3 separate regions of the Homo sapiens genome follow, and regions 1 and 2 are each linked to region 3. The links are chromatin contacts, found by Hi-C or POLR2A ChIA-PET in ENCODE. All regions are on one chromosome and are shown on one strand. Each heading gives the region's core, a stretch centred on a gene start or an enhancer-like site at or near the end of the contact. The rest is flanking DNA. Distances are from core to core; before and after follow the strand shown. Region 1 has its middle 29 kb from the start of ARID3B. Region 2 holds the start of CPLX3 (complexin 3). Region 3 holds the start of EDC3 (enhancer of mRNA decapping 3).

The links. A loop is a pair of places that touch in the nucleus more often than their neighbours do. ChIA-PET counts read pairs that join two places held with the same protein, here RNA polymerase II (POLR2A). Pooled maps may share reads with other maps.
Region 1: a loop to region 3 is called in a pooled map, with 2.5 times the contacts of the local background. The contact joins the enhancer-like site here to the promoter of EDC3 in region 3. A Hi-C loop is called at or near these places in 1 of 50 pooled maps. POLR2A ChIA-PET finds 5 or more read pairs at or near these places in 5 of 52 experiments (H1, HCT116, WTC11 and 2 more).
Region 2: a pooled map shows a loop between it and region 3 (3-fold over the local background). The contact joins the promoter of CPLX3 here to the promoter of EDC3 in region 3. A Hi-C loop is called at or near these places in 3 of 50 pooled maps. POLR2A ChIA-PET finds 5 or more read pairs at or near these places in 3 of 52 experiments (T-cell, activated T-cell and activated naive CD8-positive, alpha-beta T cell).

The regions. Positions count from the first base shown.
Region 1 is chr15:74,510,854-74,513,553 of GRCh38, forward strand. No RefSeq gene overlaps it. Among named protein-coding and RNA genes, the nearest start is that of ARID3B, 29 kb to the right of the region's middle. RefSeq lists enhancers at 1,306-1,355, 1,666-1,725. Within about 2 kb of position 1,363, at least 9 of the 41 ENCODE cell types and tissues checked have a DNase peak (open chromatin) inside an H3K27ac peak, as active enhancers do.
Region 2 is chr15:74,825,377-74,828,076 of GRCh38, forward strand. It overlaps CPLX3 (complexin 3), which reads left to right and starts at 1,251. Exons shown (of 3, transcript NM_001030005.3): 1 at 1,251-1,491; 2 at 2,658-2,700. The coding sequence starts at 1,328. LMAN1L (lectin, mannose binding 1 like) reads left to right here. Exons shown (of 14, transcript NM_021819.3): 14 at 100-378. The coding sequence ends at 229. RefSeq lists a silencer at 1,233-1,440.
Region 3 is chr15:74,694,677-74,697,376 of GRCh38, forward strand. EDC3 (enhancer of mRNA decapping 3) reads right to left here and starts at 1,348. Exons shown (of 7, transcript NM_025083.5): 1 at 1,204-1,348. RefSeq lists an enhancer at 1,308-1,397.

The DNA of each region.
Region 1 (2,700 bases), core at 113-2,612, 180 kb before region 3:
ACCCAGAGACCTTATTCAGATATCCTCCACTGTCTTAATAATGTTTTCCACAGCAAAAAGAAAAATTATTTTTCTAAGGTCAGGCATGGTGACTCATGCCTGTAATCTCAGCACTTTGGGAAGCCGAGGTGGACAGATCATCTGAGGTCAAGAGTTCGAGACCAGCCTGGCCAACATGGTGAAACCCTGGCTCTACTAAAAATACAAAACTTAGCCAGGCGTGGTGGTGCGCACCTGTAGTCCCAGCTACTCAGGAGGCTGAGGCAGGAGAATCACTTGAACCCAGGAGGCGGAGGTTGCAGTGAGCCGAGATAGCATCACTACACTCCAGCCTGGGCGACAGAGCGAGACTCTGTCTCAAAAACAAGAAAGAAAAATTATTTTTCTGGCTCAGGATCCAATCCAGGATCACACACTGCACTTAGTTGAGAAATCTCTTTAGTTTCTTTTAATCTGGAATAATTCCTCAGTCTGACTTTGCCTCCCACGATCCTTTGTCACTTGAAGAATACAGGCCAGATATTTTGTATGAGGTTCTTGTTTTAGGTTTATCTGTTTTTTCCCCTCATGATTAGATTCAGGCTATACATTTTTGGCAGGAATATTCTAAAACTGATGCTGTGTTCTTGGTTTATTAAATCAGGAGGCACATTACTGACTACTGGTGATGTTAATTTTTATTTTTAGGTCAAGGTGGTGTCTGCCAGTTTTCCACTTTAAAGTTATTCTTTGTCGATTTTTAGTTAATAAGTATCTTTTTTTTTTCTTTTTTTAGAGACAGGGTCTCACTCTGTTGCCCAGGCTGAAGTGCAGTGGCGCAATCATAACTCACTGCAGCCTCAAATTTCCGGGCTCCAGTGATCCTCCCACCTCATCCTCCTGAGTAACAAGGACTACAGGCACGCCACCAGGCCTGGCTAATATTTTATTTTTGTAGAGACAGGTCTTGCTATGTTACCCTGGCTGATCTCCAACTCCTGGCCTCAAGTAATCCTCCCAACTTGGCCTCAGCCTCCCAAAACTCTGGGATTATAGGCATGAACCACCATGCCTGGCCAATAAGTATCTTGTGGGGAGATATTTTGAGACTATATCCTGTTCCTCATAAAACTTTTACCCACTAATCTTAGCATCCATTGCAAAAATTACAAAGTCTTTCATTGAAAAAGTATACACAAGCCAATGGTTAAAAAATTCAAAACAATACAGTGAACAAGTATGTATACATACTCACTTTTTGTTGTATAAAAAAAGAGAAATAGAGTGAATAGTATAGTGAAAAGTAAATCTCCTGATATTAGATCCTCAGGACCCTTCCTCCTGTTACTTGTTTGTGTCTTTGTGGTAGACACGATGCCATATGATACTGAACCTCATTTCATTTCCTTTTTTCTGGGCATAAAGGATGACAACATTTCCTGTCCTGCTTTGCGGTGAGGCTGAGACCATGAGACTAGTTCTGGCTCAAGGGCTATGAACAGAAATGATATTGGGCACTCTTGGGCCAAAGCATTTAGTGCCATTTTATGTCTCTCCAGCTCTCTCTTCCCCTGCTGCAGCAATTGTGAAAGCCACGCATTTAGATGGTGAAGCCACAAAATGGAAACAGCCTGGATCCCTGAGTCACCAGATGCAGAAACAGCTGCCCTGAAAAGTTGTCCATCTTGCACTATACATGCCCATGTACGAGAAATACAAGCCTTTTCTGGCCGGGCGCGGTGGCTCACGCCTGTAATCCCAGCACTTTGGGAAGCCGAGGCGGGCAGATCATTTGAGGTCAGGAGTTCGAGATCAGCCTGGCCAACATGGTGAAACCCCGTCTCTACAAAAAATATAAAAATTAGCCAGGCATGGTGGCAGGCGCTTGTAATCCCAGCTACTCAGGTGGCTGAGGTAGGAGAATCGCTTGAACCTGGGAGGCAGTGGTTGCAGTGAGCCGAGATTACACCATTGCACTCCAGCCTGGGTGATAAGAGCAAAACTCTGTCTCAAAAAAAAAAAAAAGGCCTTTTCTGTGGTTAAGAAATGAGAATCAAGTTTAAGATATTTGAGATTTTTCTTTTTATTATTTTTTTCCTTAGAGGTAATTGTGGGGTGGAGGTGGGGGTCTTGCTATCTTGCCCAGGCTGGACTCAAACTCCTGGGTTCAAGCAATCCTCCAGTCTCAGCCTCCCAAGTAGCTGGGACTATAGGTACACACTACCACACCAGTTTCTTTGAGATTTTTGTACATCGGGATATATAGCTCATTCTTTTTAAGATTTGCCAAGTGTTCCATTGTATGACTATAATATATTTAGGAGGTACATTTCTTTAATTTAAATTTTTGAATTGATATTATATACCATATGGTTTTAAATTAAAATGGTTCAAAAAAGTATATATGTGAAAAATTCTCACTCTCATTGCTGCCCTGAGCCAATAAATTCCCCACCAAAGGTAACCAATATTTCCTGTTCCTTATGTGTACTTCCAGAGTTATGTCATACATAGGATATTTAAAGGAACCTCACTCGTCTCAAGTTTGGCCGAGACACCAAAACAATAAGGTCACACTTCAAAGTTACGGGCAAGTCCACCAATACAGGATTTGCAAAAGAAGATTATAGAAAACCAATTTTCATGCCGGGCGCGCTGGCTGACGCCTGTAATCCCAGCACTTTGGGAGGCCGAGGCAGGTGGATCACGAGGTCAGGAGAT
Region 2 (2,700 bases), core at 1-2,500, 130 kb after region 3:
GGTGCAGTGAGTGTAGCAAGGCAAGCATGAGAGTCCTGGTTTTTCAAAAGCCCATAAAGGAGAGACGCAAGTAACCTGTAACCTTCTCTCTGGCAGCAGGCAGGAGCTGAACAAGAGCCTTCAGGAGTGTCTGTCCACAGGCAGCCTTCCTCTGGGTCCTGCACCACACACCCCCAGGGCCCTGGGGATTCTGAGGAGGCAGCCTCTCCCTGCCAGCATGCCTGCCTGACCCACCTCAGAGCCTGCTTTGCATCACTGGGAAGCAGGCAGTGTCTTGGGTGGGGGCTTGGTCAGTATCCTCTCCGTCTGGGTGCCCAGCTCCCACGCACACCTGAGCTTTCGGCATGCTCCCACCTCGTTAAAGGTGATTTCCCTCTCCCCATGCTGTGATATGCTGGTCTTCTTTCCAGCCTCACCCTAATCTCTGTGAAGGCTTCCACCCCTTCTGAGTACCTGGCTGGGAGTGCGCTCCAAGCAGGCAAGGAGGCCAAGGCCTGGCTTAACCTCCAAAAGACCGGATACCCCACGGGCTTTGAACCCTCGACTATGGAGGGAAAGAGAGCCATGACTGTATATAATTCTGTCCTCAAACTCACCCATAACAGAGAGCAGTGTCTCCCAGTGTCCCTCCTGGCCCAGCTCAGCCAGCATCACTGAGCAGCTCTCTCCCTCCCCACTCCTAGCTGCTCCAGGGGCAGCAGGGGAGGCGCGTGACAGAGCAACCCTGAGAGGCCAACTCGTGGAACCATAACTGGGATTCCCGCTCGCGCCCTCAGGTCTCCCTCCCTTTTCCAGCGTCAAGCTCTCTGGGCAGCTGCTGGGTTCAGTGACTTGGGTGGGTGGGGAGAATGGGGGGCACCCAAGGCTGGGTTTTTACCCCTTGCTGCTACCTGGATCTCCCAGCTGAAATCCTAGTTATTAGTGGCCCAGGAGAGGAGAAAGTTGGAAGAGGCTATGGAACAGGGTTCCGGGAGTGTATGAGCTCAACCCCTCTCCCGGGAGAGCGACCCCACCACCGCAGGCCCTAATCCTCTGTCAGCAGTGCCCAGCGGAGCTCGGCGTTGAAGGAGGCACGTGGGGGAGGCGGGAGTGGGGAGCGGGCACGTGGTCCAGCCTTCTCAGCCCCGTGCTGCCCCCCGCCCCCAGTGAGGAGGGGTTTGGGGAGGTGGGGGCGGGCCCGGGCGGGGGCGGGCGGCGGGCGGTGCCAAGCGTGGGGCGCGGGCCCGCGGCGGGAGCTGTCCGCGAAACCTAGTGCTGAAGTAGGCGCGGACGTGCCCGGTGCCTGGCGCGTGGTAGCAGGCGCCCGGTGCCCCGGCCGGCGAAGACCATGGCGTTCATGGTGAAGACCATGGTGGGCGGCCAGCTGAAGAACCTCACTGGGAGCCTGGGAGGCGGCGAGGATAAGGGAGATGGGGACAAGTCGGCAGCCGAAGCTCAGGGCATGAGCCGGGAGGAGTACGAGGAGTATCAGAAGCAACTCGTGGAAGAGAAGTGAGTGGGATCCCTTCCTGGCTCCAACGACCTCCCCTCCCCACCCCCACAGCTGCTCAGTCCATCCCCGGGCCAGCCTCAGGTCCCAATCCCTTCTCCCCTACTTTCCTAGACACGGTAAGAGACCGGGAGGTGTCCTCTACACTGCCCCCAGACCCATCCTATCTGACACCCAAAACCCCGCTCCAGCATCATGCTCCGGCCAAGGGGGAGTGGGGGGAGGGGCGACCGGACGAGGGACCGACCGGAGCCTGGGACGAGGAAGGGGGTGCACGTGCGTTTCTGACGAAACGATAATCCCTTAATCCGATCTGGTCCCAGCCGCCTATGTCTTCCAACTGGGGCTCCTCTGAACTTGAGGCTCTGAAAAAAGTGGTGCAGCCGCTCAGAGTCGCGGAGACAGACCCTGAGATGGGGGCACTCACAAACATTGAGCACTTGTGTGCCCGCAGTGCTGGGACAGAGTTTGGGGCTGGACTCTGCTGCTAGGCTACTTGGGTTCAGAGCCTGGCTTTGCCTATTAGCTGGATAACTTTAGGCAAGTTACTTAACCTTTCTGTGCCTCTGTTTCCTTTTCTGGAAAGTGGGGATGGTAATCATAATACATGCCTTGTATATTTATGAAGATTAAATGCCAATGCATGTAAACTGTTTAGCACAGCACCTGGCACATGATAAAGTCTCATAAATGATAGCTATTATTTCGCTCAATCCTGATAACAGTTTTGTGAGTTGCAAAATTTTATCCCCATTTTACAGAAGAGGAAGGTAAGTGACTTACCTAAGGATATACCTAAAATGGTAGTGGAGCTGGGATGTGAACCCAAGTTTGGCCTGAATACTTTTCCCCACATGACATAGCTTGTCAGTGAGGGAACAGCAGACCAAGTTGGAGGCCATGAGGGACAAATAATTAGGATCTGCAGAGAGAGCCAGACAGACTGCCACCCTGGTTCCCTAGTTCCATCCAGTGGCAGAGACGACAAAGGGCACTGTGATGGGCAGAGGCAGCAGAAACCTGGATGTCCGGGTTGGAGCGCTTTTGCTACACACAGGGACCAATGCAGCAGCTGCTAGGACTCAGAGACCCCTTCTGTCCCTCCCTCGAAGACCTCAACCCCCTTCTCTCAGCCCTCGTGGTGACTCTGCCTCCGGTGACCCTGCAGGATGGAGCGGGATGCACAGTTCACACAGAGGAAGGCAGAGCGG
Region 3 (2,700 bases), core at 98-2,597:
TTTTTTAGAGTGCATCTTCTGTAGAAAGGGTAAGTAAACTTTTCATTGGTGTGTGTGTGTGTGTACACACTGAGTGTGCAGGGGCACAATAAGTCATGATGTATAATATATCTAACTGTGGGTCACAGGTAAAAAATTTTGAGACACTTTTCTAGCCCCACAGCCCTATGCCAAGGAGGCTCTACCAAGAAATTGGTAATAAACAAAATGTCATGTTTTTACATCATACAGAGAAACTAGCTAAGAGGATTTTGTGCTCAGTACACGTAATCTGCCATTCATTAAAAAAAAAAAAAAAGATTAGGATCCATCTGGGTGTCCAGTTGAAATACTAAACTGCTTGGAGACAGCCATTTCTGTTTTGGTGGGGTGAAGACCTGTATTTGAGACAGCAGACTGAAATCGGTTTGGTCTGTGGCGAAGGAAGAGAAGAAAAACCATTCTGGGTCGCGAGTTCCTCACCTGTAACCACAGGAGAAGACTGTTGGCTTGGTCAGTTGATTTTCAACTAATCTCCCAATTGAAGAGTTAGGCGAAGCAATTGCTATTGGGAGATTAACTGAAAATTAACTGACCAAGCCAACAAGGACTATGCCTCCCACAAACCAAAACACTTTAACCACTCAGCAAGTCAAGTATTGATACATACAATCAATATCACACAAAGTGTACTGAAAAGAACCACAGACTTGCATCAAAGGCAGAAATGAATCCAGGGATAACTTCCTGGGATTCGAAGATGTGACCTGGTAGGTATAAATTTCTCAGGCATCCTCTTTTTCTACCCTCCAGTTCATCTCCGTCCTCAAGCTATCAGTCATGGATGTGGCACTGGCGTTCTTCTCTGCCACCGTATCTCATTATGCAAAGGGAAACTGAGGCACGAAGAACAGAGTGAGTGAGCCAAAGAACTGCAGCAGCCACCAACAAGGCTGGACTAAGGGCCCAAGCAGCTAATGCCTCACTCCCCACACAATCCCCATACTATTTAGAATCCTGCAGTCCTCAGCCTTCCACCTCAAACCAAACTCCTGGGGCCGCCCGTAGTACGTGGTCCCCTGCTCATCCGATGAAGCCCCCAGCTCTTGCCTGCCTGCCTGCCTCTATAAAGGTCTACGAGGCCTGGAACTCTGAAGCCTAAAGCAACCCCGGCAGCCCCCTCCCACGACCGTCCACAAACCAGTAGCCTCCCTTCGCTCCCACCTCCGCGCCGACGGGCCTGGAGCTCCTCCGCACACCACACCAAGCCGACCACTCAACACCAGAGGACCCACAGAAGAATTCTCTCCACGCCCACCCCCACAGCATCGGCCTTCACCACCGCCGCCGCTGCCGGAAGCGCCCCCACGTCTCCACGCCACCACCGTGAGGTCACTTCCGGCGCGACACCTTGGAATCCAGGGCCGTCAATTGAGGGGCGTGGCACCCGGGAAATTTAAGAGGTTGGAAGAACGTCCCTTCGGCCTTACAGAATTGCGCTTGGGTAGTCATTTTGCCCTCCACGCTTACTTATGTCCTGTGGCGTCTTGGCTGGAATCGGGGCTCTACCCACGACTCCCCAGCCTCGATGCCTGGGCCCCCCTCTTGCAGGCTCGATGAAAAGCACCCGCTTCCCCTCCTGTTACCCCAGCGCCAATCGCAGAGCTGGAGCGGAGGACTTTCAGGGAGGCCTGGTGACGTGACAGCCCCTCCGTGCTAAACTGCAGCTGTGGGACTTAATAAGTGCGACAACCCCCTGATGGATTAAAGAAAACAAGATATTCCTGCCGTGGTCGATCTTCAAAGCGTATCAGCTTCAGCCCTTTTGGGGGTTAAAATCAGCCAGTCCGTGCTTGACTGCTCTCCCTTCCCCCATACTCAGTACACAGGAAAGTGCCGCTCTTCTACCCCTGGCATTTTAGAGTCTTGATTTGTGGGGAGACGGGAAAGCATGCGTTTAGGGCCAAGACCGTGTAATGAGGAATATTGCACAGCCTTGAAGCCTGACACCTGGTTTGGGAACCACTACTTGGGCGAATAGCATAGAGTAGGGTAGCAGTTCCAAACCTAGCTCTACAAAATCAGTTGAAGAACTTTGTAAAATCTACACTTTCTAGGGGACTGCTTCACCCTTCCCCCTCCATCACCAGAGATTCCCTAGGTCAGAAGGGGTCCTTGTCTTTTAAAATTACTGTTATTAATGAACACTTATAGAGCAGTTTTTGGTTCAGGGCAAAACTGAACAGAAAGTACAGAGTTCCCATATATCCCCTGTACACACAGGCACATACACAACTTGTCCCCTCATGGACATCTTGTGCTACAGTGGTACATTTGGTAACAATTGATTACCCAACTTTGACACATCATTATCACCCAGAGTCCATAGTTTACATTAGAGTTTACTCTCGGTGTTGCACATTCTGTGGGTTTTGACATATATGTAATGACATGTATCCACCATTATGGTATCATACACGATAGTTTCACTGCCCTGAAAATCCTCTGTCCTCTGCCTATTTATCCTTCTCAGTCCCCTAACCACTGGCAACCACTGCTCCTTTTACTGTCTCCATAGTTTTGCCTTTTCCAGAATCCCATATAGTTGGAATCATACAGTATGCAGCCTTTTCACATCGGATTCTTTCACTTATGCACTTAAAGTTCTTCCATGTCTTTTCATGGCTTGATAGCTCATTTCTTTTTTGTGCTGAATAATAA